Regions from separate parts of the Mus musculus genome. Here region 1 is linked to region 2. The links are chromatin loops, found by intact Hi-C in ENCODE. Cell type or tissue: gastrocnemius. All regions are shown on one strand. Each heading gives the region's core, and the rest is flanking DNA. Links, peaks and the distances in the headings are about the cores only. Region 1 has its middle 19 kb from the start of Krt72. Region 2 has its middle 8.1 kb from the start of Gm52200.

Evidence for each region. A loop is a pair of places that touch in the nucleus more often than their neighbours do. Peaks named below come from ENCODE experiments on the same cell type or tissue, not always from the same donor. Only the 100,000 strongest peaks of a DNase experiment are listed, where the experiment ranks them.
Region 1: a loop joins it to region 2, with 6 times the contacts of the local background. A loop is called at or near these places in 27 of 42 quality-filtered maps.

What each region holds. Positions count from the first base shown.
Region 1 is chr15:101,763,098-101,771,426 of GRCm38, reverse strand. It overlaps the pseudogene Krt74. Among named protein-coding and RNA genes, the nearest start is that of Krt72, 19 kb to the left of the region's middle. In gastrocnemius, for the core only: no CTCF peak of the experiment used is centred there; no DNase peak of the experiment used is centred there.
Region 2 is chr15:101,322,692-101,331,020 of GRCm38, reverse strand. No RefSeq gene overlaps it. Among named protein-coding and RNA genes, the nearest start is that of Gm52200, 8.1 kb to the right of the region's middle. In gastrocnemius, for the core only: CTCF peaks have their summits at 3,593 (motif pointing left) and 7,264 (motif pointing right); a DNase peak (open chromatin) is centred at 3,570; H3K27ac peaks cover 547 bases.

The sequences.
Region 1 (8,329 bases), core at 41-8,040, 440 kb before region 2:
GTTGTGGCTCTGAGCTCCAGTGGCCGACAGCTAGCGGCTCCTAACCACTGCTTGCTCCAGTCTCCAGTTCTATGACCAGTCTGCGTCTGTGGGGATAGGGCTCGGGCAGGACATTTCCTGAAGTCAGCAGGTGGCCTGTCCCTCAGTCTCTGGCTGGGCAGCATGCGGATATTTGTGTTGACAAGCTTCAAGGGCTTGGTTGGCAGTCTGTCGCCAGCCGTGGTGTGCAGCCCCTTTCTTCAGTCTCGGCTCTTCACTGAGCAGCTTTTTCAGACTCTATCTTCCCTCAACACCCTTCATTTTCCCCCCTTGATATCCTACCTCTGTGTCTCTTCCTCCCAATCCCCACCTTCTCTGGTGTTACCTGGTGCCCAGTACCTTGGTCCTACCCAGTGGCATCTCCCCAGCTCCCACCCTCTCCCTAATTCTATCTCCCGGGTCTGGTAGGCTCAGTTATAATGTTGACCCAGAAAGGGGGCTGGCCATTCCATCTATACCTGAGGCACGTCCCACCATGGTCCTGACCCACCACTGTAGCATCTCCCTAGGGATGAGATGGGGCAGGGCTCCTCCTTCCTGTTTGGACAGAGATGGTGGGAGACAGAAAACATGTCATTAGTGATGACTTGGCTTAATTACAGCCCTCAGCAGAGCCAGGCTTGTTTACTCTGCAAATGTGCAGAGGAAGAGCTGGATCAGGCACCGGGCTTCATGATCAAAAGATTAAGGTGCTCTCCCTCCCCCAACCCTTTTGTTCTTTTTGAAAAAGAATCACACCGCAGAGAAGGACAGAGTCAGAAAATATCTTACACACATCTCCTAGAAGTGGCCGAGGCCAGAGGTGTTCTGGAACAAAGAGACAGATGAACCCGTTTCTGAGCGGGGGTAGGGTGGGGTGGGGGAGTGGGAGGGTGGGGGAAGGCCGTGGTATTTTGGAACAAGCGAGGGAAGAAACCTCTTCTTTCTTAGAGCAAGACTGTGCTTGCCTGGACATACCTGAGAGCACGTGAGCGGGAGGAAAAGGCCTGTGATGACTGGGAGGGGGTAGGCAGGGCTGCCCGGGCCTCAGAGAACTTTTAAAGAAGACAGGAGAAAGAGAGCCAGAATGCTTGGTCTCTAGTAAAGACTAAGTGACTGTCAAGTGGTTGCCATCATGAGTTAGAAGTGAGAGATGAGCTGGGGCAGCAGCTTAGTGAGCCCAAGGCAAGAGTTGCTGAAGCTAAAGGATTATCCAGGCTGGGAACATAAAAAAGGAGTTCACAGAAGCTGCATCTCGGGGCAGAGCTCCTGAGCCAGAGCCCGAGTGAGTTAGGTTGAGCATTCTGTCACAGGCACGGTGCTCAGTGACGTCCGAATCAGGTGGTCACCACGGTCAAGGTTTGTGTTTCTCATTGCTGAGCGAGTGCAAAGCGTATGGTCCCTATATTTCTACTTACATTAATATGCAGCAAGGAAGTAGAACCCAGAGGCCATCCCTTTTATTGTCTCACAGAATCTTCCCCATGGAAAGACCTCTCTACACACTTCCTTCAAGAGCCGAGGGCCTTCCTCGGCACGTGAGTGGGGATGTTCTGGTGATGGACACTGAGGACTTCCCAGGGAATAGCCCTGAAAGTCCAACATCCTCAATAATGCCAACTACATAGGGTTTACCCTACAAAACAGTATCGAGGCACTCCTGGCTGCCTCGATCTGTGCCTGGTCCCTCCTCCCACTGCTTAGAAACAGAGTCCCTGCTAACTGTTTCCCTCACCCTACCTCCCACAACCTCCCCCCCCCCCGACCCCCACTCTCCCACTCTGACTCAGCTCTTGCCTCTAGACCAGGCCTTTCTGCTATGGGACTGAATCCTACAGCCAAAGAAGCCAGGAAGGCGATGGATGGGCTTGGAGAGGGAACATGAAGACAGTGGGAGAAAAGATGTCTCCTGTGAAGGGAGCTGCCTGATTTTGGGCCAAGAGGGGAGAGATCAGGCCCTTCATACTGAGGAGAGGCAGCAAGGCTGGGTTTTGACACTGAGTTCATCTGGTAAGGATAAAGAGGAGACTCAGTGCCAGACCCTCTTCATCTTATGGCTCCAGTCTGCTCAGAAGCCTTCCTCTCTCCATGAATGACTTTGGTCTACAGAATCTGTCTCTGGTTCAGGGGCAGTCAGTCGATCAAAGGGTTAGAGAAACATGACCTTCATTACCCTCTGCAAAGCAGATAGGCATGACGTCAGCCTTACCCATTTGGTACTGTCATGGTATCCCATTGGGAATCCTTTCTATTTTTTTTTTGTTGTTGTTGGTGGTGGTGGTGTGATGTGCTTTGCAGGGTTGGATTTTTGCCTTCCCAGGATATTCTGTATCAATGTGGTAACAGATCAGAACACAATGGGATCAATTTCCTTGGGACTTTCTAGGGTCCCTGCAACTCCTGAAGCTCTCAGACAATGTAGAACCCACTTGTGATACAGTTTTGATGAGGTTGCCTGCTGGAGACTCTTCCCTGATTCTACACTGCCTACAGGGAAAAGGGTACTGCTTACAACCTGCTCTCTGTACCTGCCCAGGATGCTCGGATGGAACCTGGAGGCAGAAGCTGATGCAGAGGCCATGGAGGGATGCTGTTTACTGGCTTGCTCCCCAATGGCTTGCTCAGCCTGCTTTCTTATAGACCTCAGGACCACCAGCCCAGGGATGGCACCATTCACAATAGGCTGGACCCTTCCCCTTTGATCACTAATTGAGAAAATGACCTACAGCTGAATCTCATGGAGGCATTTTCTCAAGACACACTCCTTCTTCTTTGCTGACTCTACCTTGTGTCAAGTTGACACTCAAAACCATCCAGCACAGCATACTTGGAAGTAATTATTTAAAGAGTTCAAATTTCAACAACAGCTGTAGAGTGTTTTGTTTCCTCCTAGTTGGACAGGACCTTTGCCACCCTGAAGCAGAGCAACTGTAATAATGCACAGAAACCTTCAGGCAAGTAGGACTATTGGCATTTTCTCAGAGGGACAAGACCCTTCAGATACATTTATGCGATCATTACCTGGTTCCTTCTCTCCCCAGCATTTCATCTGCTGCTACATTTGAGGAAACAGAGGACTGTGCTGGGGGCTTTTCAGTAGCATACATGCCCATGAATTACCTGTGTTCCCATAAATAACCCCTGTCTTAGTTAGGGTTTCTATTCCTGCACAAACATCATGACCAAGAAGCAAGTTGGGGAGGAAAGGGTTTATTGAGCTTACACTTCCATACTGCTGTTCATCACTGAAGGAAGTCAGGACTGGAACTCAAGCAGGTCAGAAAGCAGGAGCTGATGCAGAGGCCATGGAGGGATGTTCCTTACTGGCTTGCTTCCCCTGGCTTGCTCAGCTTGCTCTCTTATAGAACCAAGACTACCAGCCCAGAGATGGCACCACCCACAAGGTGACCTCCCCCCTTGATCACCCCTTACAGTTGGATCTCATGGAGGCATTTCCCCAACTGAAGCTCCTTTCACTGTGATAACTCCAGCCTGTGTCAAGTTGACACAAAACTAGCCAGTACAAACCTTCTTATTAGCCAAGCTGATTTGACAGAATCTTCTTTGTGCCATTAGCTCCTTCCCTGTCTGGGACAAAACTTGGTTGTCTTTGTCACTGTCATTTTTGATGTGTGTGTATTTGTGTGTGTGTGTGTGTGTTTTCCGGGGAAGACACAGTTATTCTGTGTCACTCATGACATAGGCAGGTGGAGATAAAACTGTGACAATCCTCATAGGACACATCCCACTTACTTCTCTTTTGTAGTATCTAGCTTGGTTAGTTTGCCTCTAGAGCCTAAGATATAGAGAGCACACAGGTTCTCAGTTCCACATAGAGTACACATAGTAGGTTCTCAGTTTCATATGCATTGCCTGAATCAATCTCTCCAGGCTTTAGATATTCACCATTTCAATGAACTTACAAAGGGGTGTGCATGGCTGTGAGTAACTGAAGGACAGCCAACATAGTGTGGTGATGGTGGCAGTGGCAGTGGCAGCTAGAGGGAGATCCTCAGGTGATTCCTTCTTGTACCTCCTTGGAATCAGGAGGCACCTCTGTCTCCACTCACACAAACTGTGTCTTTCCTAGAGATGCACACACACACACACACCCTAATAGCAATGATAATTACAACCAAGATCTATTTATCCCAGACAGGGAAGGAGCCAACGGCCCAAAGTGAGCTCAGTCACACCACTGCTGTCCCTCTGCCTCCTGTTTCACTGACAGCGGTCCCCATGACACTCTTATTGACCACCCCAGGCAGGGTCTGTGCATAGGGACCCTCAGGATTTCTTTGAGAATGAAAAGGAAGGGTTCCAGGGCCCCAGATCCCCTTCCTAGTTCCCTACACCCTGCTGTTTTGAAGTGTGTGTGGGTCCTTTCTTTACCTTTCTTTCTTCTTAAAAGTTAATTCTTTGAGAATTTTATACAATGTGTTTTGATAACATTCACCCCTAACTCCTCCCTGACCTACTCTCACATCCCTACCCAGAAACTTAAAATCATGTTGTTTTTATAACAATCAACTCCATTTTTGTAACAATTGACTGCTTATGTACTCCTGGGGGTGGGGCCATTCACTGGTGCACAGATGACCTATCAGGACCCACGCCCTTGAAGAAACCTGAATATCTCCCGACAGGCCCCAGAAACTCAACTACCCGCAGCTCTTATTTAAGAGTTTGTGCTTACGATCCCCTTCCCACCCCAAGCTAGAATGTTGACAGACTTGATCTTGTGCATGGACTCCAGCTGCCCTGAGTTCCCGTCATACCCAGAAGGCACTGCTTTGGCTCTGGTTCTTTCTGACCTCTTACTGTTAAAATCTTTCTACCCACTTCTTCCGTGATGGTCCGTGGGCCTGGGGGAGAGGGTATATGTGGACCTGTGTCTGAGCACTATGTTGACCTCTTCTGTAGCATGATCACTGGCACCTGGAAATCTGCTGCTGGGTACCCCCAAGTCTGCTCCAGCATGCACTGCTTTTTCAGGGCTCCCCTTAGAGGGCCCCACTAAGAAGTCTAGCCCTCCTACCGGGCTGGGCTCCCGCTCTGCTGGGTGATGCACATGCTTTTTTTGACTCATCCTAGGGAACCTCAAAGGGAGCCAGGTTTATTTTCCCTTAGGAGCTGGAGACGAGAGGCAAGCATGGGGTTCTAAAAATTCCCAAATAGCCTCTACTATGAAGGTGGGTCTTTTCCTTCTGTCTGCTCATCACTACTTTGGCCGCTGTTTGCTCTGAACACTAGAATGATGTCTAATCTTGGGTTTCTCCTGATGGGAGCTCCGGATTCATTGCAAACCCCCCTTTCCCTCATACCATGAGGGTCTCTGCAGTGCCTGCTATACACATCAGAAATCTCTGTCCTGGCCTACAAACTGTCATGTCGGCCACATGACAGTTGTAGCAGTCAGGGAAAACAGACACACTTGAACTTGAGGACATCTCCGACTTACTGGCTGAGTGATTCTGGGCAATGCCGCTAAGCTTCTATTTCCACAACTGTAAGCAGCAATGCACGGGTTATATTAGCTCTCCCTTGTCTGGTGTGGCACAGGCCTGGCATCCTAGCATTGGGCAAGGTGCAGTTCCTGCTCTGTCTTCAGCTACACAGAAAGAGAGATCATGTCTTTAAATAATTAAAGTAAGTATGATATGTAGCACTTGTTATAATACCTCATATGTATGGAGGGACACACACACACACACACACACACACACACACACACACACACACACACACACATTGACTCTTCCCCTCATACTGCTACCAGGACAGCAACAGGCCTTACTGTTACCATGCTTGCTTCTTCTTATTATTTTTTTTCAATTTTTTTAATTAGGTATTTTCTTCATTTACATTTCAAATGCTATCCCGAAAGTCCCCTATACCCTCCCCCTGCCCTGCTCCCCTACCCCCCCCCCACTCCTACTTCTTGGCCCTGGCGTTCTCCTGTACTGGGGCATATAAAGTTTGCAAGATCAAGGGGCCTCTCTTCCCAATGATGGCCCACTAGGCTATCTTCTGCTACATATGCAGCTAGAGACACAAGCTCTGGGGGTACTGGTTAGTTCATATTGTTGTTTCACCTATAGGGTTGCAGACCCCTTCGGCTCTTAGGTACTTTCTCTAGCTCCTCCATTGGGGGCCCTGTGTTCCATCCAATAGATGACCGTGAGCATCCACTTCTGTATTTGGCAGGCATTGCATATGCCAGCAAGGTTTTGCTGAAAGGACCCTGATGTAGCTGTCTCGCTTGCTTCTGTTACTGTATGCCATCCTTCAGCCCTTGCTAGTCGAGTCCAGCTCCTATGGTGAGTACTGTTGCTCATGGATCCAGTCTTCTGGACATTCTTTATCACCATCCAAAACAGCCCCTCCTCCCCAGTGCCTCTTGGCTTACTGTTCACAGAGCTCTCCAGTTACTCCAGGACCTCAGCCTGGGCCTCAGTTCTTGGAGTAGACTCTGCTTCTAGTCCAGAGACATTCAATGGTCGTTCCGGGTCAAGGACCTTACACAGTTTATTGACATTTCCACATCAGAAAGGAAGCAAAGTTAGACTTTGCCACCTTTGCAATCTGGCCTAGAAAACCACAGGCAAAGCCACCACTTCGGTTGCTTCCCCCATGTCTTGGAGCCAGGCTCTGTGAGGGATAGTAAGATGCAGTGCCTCTGAGAGGGAGGACTCATCACTTCAGGGCTGATGTGAAAAATATTCCTGGGCTGGTCCTCTGAGGTTGCTCTGTCTCTCTGATCGCTCTCCAAGGCTTGCCCTTTCCTAACCCTAGCCCTCGCCCCTTTGCCTGATCAAAGCTTGTCAAAGCTTCCCAGTGTGCTCATGGGCAGTGGACAGTACCCTGGGCTGGGATGGCTGCCGGATACTTTGTTCTGAGAGTCTTCAAAAAGATCTCATCCCACCAGGCCCCCTGACTTCTCACAGGCTGGTGTCTTCTATACTAAAACTGAGCAGTTTCTGAAAGAGATCAGGGAATTGGCAGAATGGTGCCCGGGGGCCAAGGAACAGGGCCTAGGAATTCTTACCTTTGACTAACTTTAGCTAGGATGTGTTCTAACCAAGCTAGAGGTCGGTTACTCTCCCATCCTGCCTGAGCTCTCAGGACAGACAGACAGCCTCAGCCAGGAGAGAAAATTCCAGAGGGCAAAATGGCGGCTACCTGAGAAGTTTCTCACTGTTGAGAGAGCATCTTTGAAGCCACCGTAAGCTAGATACTGCCAAATATAGAAAGCCCACACAGTGCTCATGTGGGGTCAAACTGACACTGGCTCTCATTTCTACCCTGTCTTGGGGCCTATTTATTGCTGGACAGCTGTGGTCCTTAGCATAACCCACATGGCGACTCCATGGACCTTCGTTTTTTGACCTAGCTAGATCTGTGAGGACAGAGCCATCTCATTTCTTAGTATCCCATTCCTCAAGAAGACCAGGTGACAGGAAATGGCTTCCTTAGAGGGGAAGCCTGAGTGTTTGGAGGACCTCCCCACCCCCCAACCCCCAGATGAGGCAGACATTTACCCTGTGCCTTGTCGCAGATAAGCAAGAAGGAACCTGGAAACATGAAGCTGAGAGATGGCTGAAGGGGATAACTCTGCAGGTCCCTAATTAGGAGCCAGATAAACTCCAAATTAGATCACTGTAGTGTGCAAAGGCAGCATATTCCACTTTCTATTAAAAGGGCTCTGTTGCTCAAAGGCTTGGAGATCTATGCTCTGCAAATTGCTCCAGTCCTTCTGAAGGGGAAGGAGATAGTGGAGAGACGCCCTTTTCCGGTGCCCTGGGCTTGGTGGGGATAAAAGGAGGCAGCCCTCCTATGCCCCAGTCTTTCTTCAGCTCCAGCACGCTCTATCTGCTCTACCATGAGTTGGCAACTGAACTTCAGGTCATGCAGTGACAAGGGCAACTTCAGTGTGCTTTCTGCAGTGGTGTCAAGGAACCCATGGGCAGCATGGCTTCTTGCCACACAGCTGGCCACAGGACTGGCCTCAGCAGCAGGAGCCTCTACAGTCTTGGAGGGAATCAGCATACTTCCTACAATGTGGCAGGTGGCAGTGCTCGGGGCACAAGGCACAGCTTTGGATATGGGTATGGTGGGGGTCGAGGGAGTGGCTTTGCCAACAGCATGTTTGGCAGCATGGCCCTGGGGGCCAATTGTCCATCTGTGTGTCTGTCTGGGGGCATCTACCAGGTCACAGTCAACAAGAGCCTCCTGGCTCCCTTGAATGTGGAGCTGGACCCTGAGATCCAGAAAGTGCGTGCACAGGAGCGGGAGCAGATCAAGGCTCTGA
Region 2 (8,329 bases), core at 157-8,156:
AAGACTGGACAGTTTGGGCTCAGGCCAAGATTGCAGCCCACCAGGACACCCAGCCTGGGCACTAGAGTCCAGTTCCTGGCTTCCCCAGGGCCTGAACCTGGCAGGTAATAGAGGCAGAAGAGAAATTCCCCCATGAAGGAATGATCCAGCTCCAGGCCAGGCTGCATAGCCATAGCCCTGACCCCTGACCCCTTGGGCCCCTGACCCTAGCCGCTCAGCCAGGCTCTCAAAATGTGAGAACCATGACAAGATGGGACAGCCATCTTCAGGTAACCCTTCTGGTTAAGGTGAGGCGAGGTGCAGGCCCAGCTTCACCACCCCAGGAGGGAAGGGAAGGACAGGCCTCACTCTGCTGAGCCTGAACCCACCACCAGTCAGGGCTCAAAGGGGCCAGAACACCCAGACGCAGTCCAGAGTGAGAGAAGAGGTGGAGGCAAGACAGATAGAAAGGAGGACAGAGCCCCAGGCCCCAGGCCCATCATGGGCCTTGGTCCACATGACACTAGATCTTGTGCTTAGGACTCTTTGCAAGGTACCTCCTTCTGCACCCCTCCCTGAACCCCAGGGTGGAAAAGACCCAGCCAAAGTGAGACAAAAGGCCCAAAGGAGACTGAAGATGTATTTGATGCCAGCCCAACCCTGCCTACTGTCCCTCGTCCAGAGACCTCTGTCACCCAACATAGTGCTAGTCCCAACCCCAAGTCTGAACTGCAGAGGCTCAGACCAGCAAGCTAGTCCTGTGCCTCTCTCTCTCTAGATAGCAGCTGGCAGGGGTTTTAGGATGGAGAGGGGGTTTCTGTAGCAGGAAGAGCTGGACTCTAGTGCCCAGGCTGGGTGTCCTGGTGGGCTGCAATCTTGGCCTGAGCCCAAACTGTCCAGTCTTCCCTGGCTCAGCTCCCAGTTCCTCATCCAGACCTGGTCAGTGAGGGGTTGTCTCCTTTTGCCTCTGCTGCAGGGACTTAGGTGGGATGGTAGTAGTGCTGGTCGGGGGTGGGGAGGCCTGTGATCCCCTCAAGTTGGACCATTAGAGAGGGGTGGGGATAGGTGTGTCTCTCCAAACGTTAATATGTCCCTCTCTTCATGTTTCAGATATAAACCCATCCCATCCCATCCCAAACCCTGTCTCTCAGACTGACACACTCACACCACAAATTCCAGTGTTACCCAACCCTGACCCTACTCCACAGCCCCTCCACCATGGTTCCTGTCCATACTCCGGAAGCACACTGCCTTCACCACTGACACAGCCCTGCTCCAAGCTCCAAGCTGCTTCTGACCTCACTGCCCACCTGGGCCCAACCCACAGCCACCATCTGGAGCCCTCTTCAGAAAGCAGTGCCTGGGGTAGACCAGAGCAGTGGGATAGATGCCCGCATGCCCGGCCTGTGACTCACCACAGGGGAGCAAGGGCTTGAAACAAGACAATCTTTCCCTGAGGTCCCCCAGCAGTTCCATTCCAGGACTCCCAAGAGTCATATAGATTCCAGACCTACTGTCCCGCTGTGGCCTGCCCTATTTCCACAGTCAAGTGTACTGTGCTACACAGCTAGAAGCCCTCTGCCTCACAGCTGGAAGCCCTCTGCAACAATACCCTCCCACACCTCAACCCTCAGCAACCCAGGCTCCTGGAATAAAGGCCAAAAGTTCTTCCCAGCCCCCAGATCTTCCTGCTATGGAAACCCCCTCTCCATCCTAAAACCCCTGCCAGCTGCTATCTAGAGAGAAGCACAGGGCTAGCTTGCTGGTCTGAGTCTCTACAACCTCAACCACTTCCAAGGCAGCTGCCATAGCCAGCTGAGGGGATTCTGAGCCCCAGCTGAGGCCACATTCCACAATCCCTGACACCACTCCCTTCAGCTTCCTCTCACCCTCAGCCCTGAGGAGGCAGGGCCATCCCTGGTGACTCTTTTCTGGGCCTGTCACCATCATATGAGGAGCCCTGGCTTAGAGAGTGGTGAGCCAAGGACACACACACACACACACACACACACACACACACACATACACACACGAGGCCCTGTCATGTCACGTCACTCAGTGGGGTTGAGGCTGAAGCTCTTTTACCCAATCCCAGGTCTCCATATAACCAGGGCTCACACCAGAATCCTAGCCAGGAGTCACAGCCACTTGTGGGCAGTGGGAACCAGGGGAGACAGGAGATTGGGGACAGGTAAGGCCAGGTCCCAGGCCAGGGTGTCCCAAGTAGAGATGCAGATTCTCATAGATTCTCCAGTTCAGTTCAGTTCAGTTCAGTTCAGTTCAGTTCAGTTCAGTGAAGAGGTTCTTCCTCCTAGGAAACCCGCCCTGCTCTCCAGCAGCCATCATGGCCCAGGTCCCTGCCCTTCTTGCCCCCACCGTCCAACCTCAACTCACCCCATGTTCATCAGAGGGATGATTCTCCCTGTCACAATGTGGGTCTTTCAAAAGCCTGGGTTAATAGCACAACCCTCCAAACACTTCCGCCTTCAGCCTGCAGTCCTCATCACGGAGTGACCCTCAACCCACCACAGCAACCAAGAATCCACTGTCTGCCAGCCACACCCAGCCCAACCCAGCAGGACCCCATGATGTACAAAATGGTGCCCAGGCACAGTGAAAGCCATCTTTCCTTCCAGGCCAGCCCCATACTCCTCCAGCCCATGTTAGGCCTCCCTATAGCCCTAAGGCAGGCTCCAGGTTCCAGCTCCAAAGGCCCTCTTCCCTCTCACCCAGACTCCCAGCAACAGCTTTGGTATTCTTCACACCTGGGCACTCTTTACACCTGCACACACTTCACACCTGCACACATACTTCACACCTGGGCATTCTTCACACCTGGGCACTCTTTATACCTGGGCACTCTTTACACCTGCACACTCTTCACACCTGGATACACACTTCATACCTGCGCACTCTTCACACTTGGGCACTCTTCACACCTGCAGCACTTCACACCTGTGCACTCTTCACACCTGCACATACTTCATACCTGGGCATTCTTCACCCCTGGGTACACACTTCACACCTGCACACTATTTTCACACCTGCACCTCTGAGCAATAGGTTCTCCAGCCCAGCTCTCTCCACCTGACATCCCCTGCCACCCTGACTCCGAACTAGATCCCCACCCCACACCCCTGCATGTCCAGCACATCCCATGATGGTCCTGTGGCAGGAGTATGTATGGTTGCTTGAATCTCACTTATAAGAAGAGTGACATAAGACTCCAAAGCTGTCCTTGAGTGAAAATGTGGAAGGGAGTGGGGGTGGACAGGGCCAGACTCAGTCTTTTACCTGAGTCCTTACAACACAACTGTGGGGACCCTAGGCCTGAGAGAGTCAGAGGAACCAGGACATTTACAACTGACACCATCACTGACTGCCCTTCTCCTCATGTACACACACACACACACACACACACACACACACACACACACACCTTTTAAACCATGTGTGTATAACCCAGCTCTCCCAGGCCTGCAGCTTCCTCACACCACACCCAGACCTGCTGGGCAGGCTCAACAGCCTCTCTTGTCCACCTCCCGCAGAAAAGCTGCCGCAGCCCTGCCCCCACTGGGAAACAGCAAGTTCCACGGAGCAGGAGCGCCCTCCAGTGGACAACATAGGACTAGACCTCCTTAGGCTCTTGGGACCGAACCAGAGCTGGTGAAGAAAGCCACCAGGCAGTTGGCAAGGGTGAGTGAACTAGGAAACAGAGGCAAGCGGTGCTGCAGCTTGAGTCTTCCTTCAACTCAGTGATGGTTGGACTGGAGCTCGAAAAGTAGGCAGAGTAGTGCCCTGAAGCTGATGAGTGAGATTGTGACGTGGGCCTGGGCTGAAAGGTGAGGGAACCAACGGAAGGGTTCCCTTCCTGTCAATGAGTTTGTACAGGAGGACCCACCCGTGGAGTCCCTGTAGCAGGCAGAAGTAGGGCTTAACCAAACCTCTCTATATAGCCCCATTACTCCACCCTCCTCTCTAAACAGCTTTCTGGGGGAGCTGCCGGTAGCCCTATGAGCCACTCGAGAGGGGCACCAGTGTGCATACACAAGAGAAACCGACGAACTTGCCAAACAGGCCAAAGCAGTCCTCCAGGTGAGGTCGTCAGGAACCCACAGAATCTTCTCCCACCTATGAAACATACATGGCTTAGATCAAAAACCCTAAAGTAAGTTGAGCAATGGCCCCAGAAAAATCTACCTGGGAGGATGACTTCATCTGGAGTATGCAAGTGAGATCCCCTCTAGTTCCCAAGTGAACCCTAAATCTAATGACAGGTATCCTTGTGAGAAACTGACAAGAAGAATACACCGGCACGTGGTGAGCTCAGAGCAAATCTACGAGGACTGCGGAATCCTCCAAGCTGCTAAAAGCCAGCAGAAGGAGGCAGAAGAAGGGTCTGCCCTGGAGCCTTCACCAGGGCCACAGCCCTGCAGACCCCTTGATATAAACATGGACTTACAGACCTGTGAGGTAATCGATTTCTGGTGTTTTAAGCCACCAAGTTGGTGAATCCTTAGGACAGAAAATTAAGACACTCGTGAAAATTAAGTATCTCTGCAAGAAGGGGCCGTGACTATGGACTTAGAGCCCCTAAGGGGAAGGGGCGTGACTATGGGTTTAGACCGCCCCCCAAGGGGAAGGGGCGTGGCTATGGGATAGCCCTCCTAGGAGGAAGGGCATGACTATTGATTTAGCCCTCCCAGGGGGAAGGGGCGTGACTATGGGTTTAGACTGCCCCCCAAGGAGAAGGGGCGTAACTCTGGGCTTAGACTCACCCCCAGGGAAGGGGCGTGGCTATGGGATAGCCCTCCCAGGAGGAAGGGCATGACTATGGCTTTAACCTCCCAGGGGGAAAGGGCGGTGACTATTGACTTAGCCCTCCCAGGGGGAAGGGGCATGGCTATGGGCTTAGCCCTCCCAAGAGAACCATGAGGGCATCTCCATGAGGTTCAGGTCTAGGATTTAGCTCAGCAAAGTGGGGTAAGGGAAGATCAGGAATTCATGGTCATCCTGGCCCTCAGCCAGCTCCCGGCCCACTTACCTACAGGAAACCGTCTCAAAGGCCCCACCGCACCACGCCTTCAAAAGTTGAACACTTCCACACTTGCTCACCTGGCAAGCACCTATTGACAATATCATGTAATTGGGCACCTTCATTCTGCAGATGTCCTGAGATTTAACAGTCCTGGGGACTGTTCTAGTAACATTCCTATTGCTGGGGCTAAGACACCATGACCAGGTCAGCTTATCAAGTGTTCATTTGGGCTCACAGTCCCTGAGGGTTAGAGCACATGGCCCTTGTGGTAGGGAACATGGCAGCAGGCAAGCAGAAATGTATTTGCATAGCCGCTGAGAGCTTACATCTTGATCCACAAGCATGAATCAGATGCGATGATAGATAGATGATAGATAGATAGATAGATAGATAGATCACAGCATGAACCATCTTTGATGACTTTTGAATGCTTTTGAAACTTCCAAGCTCACCTTGGCCCCTGAACACACCTCCTAATCCTTCCCAAATAGTTGCACCAACTGTGGACCAAGTAGCCAAATCTATGAGCCTGTGGAGGCCATTCTCATTTAAACCACCACAGGGACGGTTACAAACAATGCGCGTGCCCACTTTGCGCCCCCCCCCCCGCCCCCGTGAAAACCCTCCTGAGCTCTCTCCTGACTGCTGCAGTTGATGTTCCTATGCTAAGTCTCTGGCCTGGGTGAATCTTCCAGATGTTGGACAGCTGTGATGAGTTCCTTCTTGGTCACAGATATATTGTCTGCATCCACCTGTCAGGCTCCACCATCTCTCTGACCATCAGGCTGGTGAATTTAATGGACATGCCCTAGGGACCATGACCCCTGCATTTATCTAATGTCCAAGGGTGGTACTGATATCTGTACTTGTGGGAGGAAAATTGGTTGACATTTGCACTGTTTTTTAAAGACTTTTTAAATTTTATTTATTAAATATTAAAGGGTAAGAAAAGCTTTATTTGGGAAATGGGGGTGATATACAATTGTGAACAGCTGACCTAAAAGTCCTATTTGTCATCCAGTGTGTTGGGGTGGGGTATACACATGCCTTGGTGTGAGTGTGGGGGTCAGAAGACAACTTTGTGGACTGAGGCCTCTACTCCTACCTTTATGTGGGTTACAGGAACAAAACGCAGGTCATCAGACTTGCATGGCAAATGCTCTACCTACCACATCATCTTCCCAGGCTTGAGCTTGATTTGTCTGACTGGTTGACTTTGAGAGATAGATAGATAGATAGATAGATAGATAGATAGATAGATAGATGACAGATAGGTAGATAGGTAGATAGATAGATAGATAGATAGATAGATAGATAGATGACAGATAGGTAGATAGATAGATAGATAGATAGATAGATAGATAGATGACAGATAGATAGATGACAGATAGGTAGATGACAGATAGGTAGATGACAGATAGGTAGATAGATAGGTAGATAGATAGATAGATAGATAGATAGATAGATAGATAGATAGATAGATGACAGATAGATAGATAACAGATAGGTAGATGACAGATAGGTAGATAGATAGATAGATAGATAGATAGATAGATAGATAGATAGATAATAGATTAGGTAGATGATAGATGACAGATAAATGATTAGATAGATAGATGACAGATAGATGATAGATAGATAGATAGATAGATAGATAGATAGATAGATAGATAGATAGATGATAGATGGATGGATAGCTAGATAGATAGATAGATAGATAGATAAATAGATAGATAATAGGTAAGTAGATAGATGATAGATTAGGTAGATGATAGATGACAGATAAATGATTAGATAGATAGATAGATAGATAGATAGATAGATAGATAGATAGATAGATAATAAGTAAGTAGATAGATGATAGATTAGGTAGGCGATAGATGACAAATAAATGATTAGATAGATAGATAGATAGATAGATAGATAGATAGATAGATAGATAATAGGTAAGTAGATAGATGATAGATTAGGTAGATGATAGATGACAGATAAATGATTAGATAGATAGATAGATAGATAGATAGATAGATAGATAGATAGATAGATAGATAATCCGCAGCCCAAAGCAGCCTTGAGCTCACAATCCCTCTGCCTCTTGCTCCCAAATGCTGGGATTATAGGTATGCACCACCAAGAGTTAACACCCTTAAAAAATTTTTACTTTAGTTTCGTTTTAATTACGTGTCTATGCCTGTATACCTGTGTCTGGGGAGCGGTGTAGCATATGAGCGCAGGTGCCTGTGCGGCCAGAAGAGGGCACTAAATCTCCTGGAGCTGGAATTAGAGGTCATTGTGTATTGCCATGTGGGTGTTCAGCAAGTACAAGCTCTGAACCACTGAGCCACCTCTGCAGACCCCTAAGTTGACCCTCTTGACTGGGAGTCCCACCTGCCTTTCCCACCCTGGAAGCCTTGAGCCCTGGCTCACTCCACAAGGGACTGTACTTGCTCTAAGAATGTCAAACCCATCTCAGTATATGGGAAGCAGAGGAAGGTGGGTCCCCGAGAGTTTGAGGCCAGCCCGGTCTACATAGAAAATTCCAAGCTAGCCAGGGCAACATAGTAAGACACTGTCTAAAACACAAAAGGAACAGAGTCATAAATAAATAAATAGATAGATAAATAAATAAATAAATAAATAAATAAATAAATAAATAGACTGTCAAAGCCAAGTTCCTATTTAGAGATCAATGAAAAGCTGCTAGGTGCTTTCAGTAAAATATAAAACACTTGACATCCACTTACCTGGCTCTTGCTGACCCTCCAAACATTATCCCTTTACTGTGTCACCAAGTATCCCAAAACTTAGCCACCCACCACAATAGACACTTTTCAGTTTCTGTGGTAGGAACTGTGAGCAGCCCAGCTGGCTGGCTTCAGGCTCTGGCTTCTTGGAGGTTATGATCAGGGTGCTGGCCACCTGACAGGAACATGGCTGAGAAGGCTCTCCATGTGGGCACTAGCAAGAGGCGTTGGGTCCTAGGCCTCCCACAAGTAGATCACGCCACTGGCTGCCCACCATCCCCGTGTTACGACAGCTAGCTTCCCTCACAGAGAGAAGAGGAGATTCTGGAGGAGCCATGGTGCCTGTGTGAACCCAGGCAGGAGCTTAATGAACCCTCCCCTCCTCTCAAGTTGTGTCCCTGTGGCCCTTCACATCATTGGCACAGCTACAGTGTCACAGCAAAGGCCATTAGCAAAGCCAAGAATATTGAGTCCCAGAAGGTTTGCTAACTCCTCATCCGGACTTGGAAGTCCTTGTAGTCATTGGAAGTGAGTCCTGGGTGCCCACACTCTCAGGGAATGTCACGGA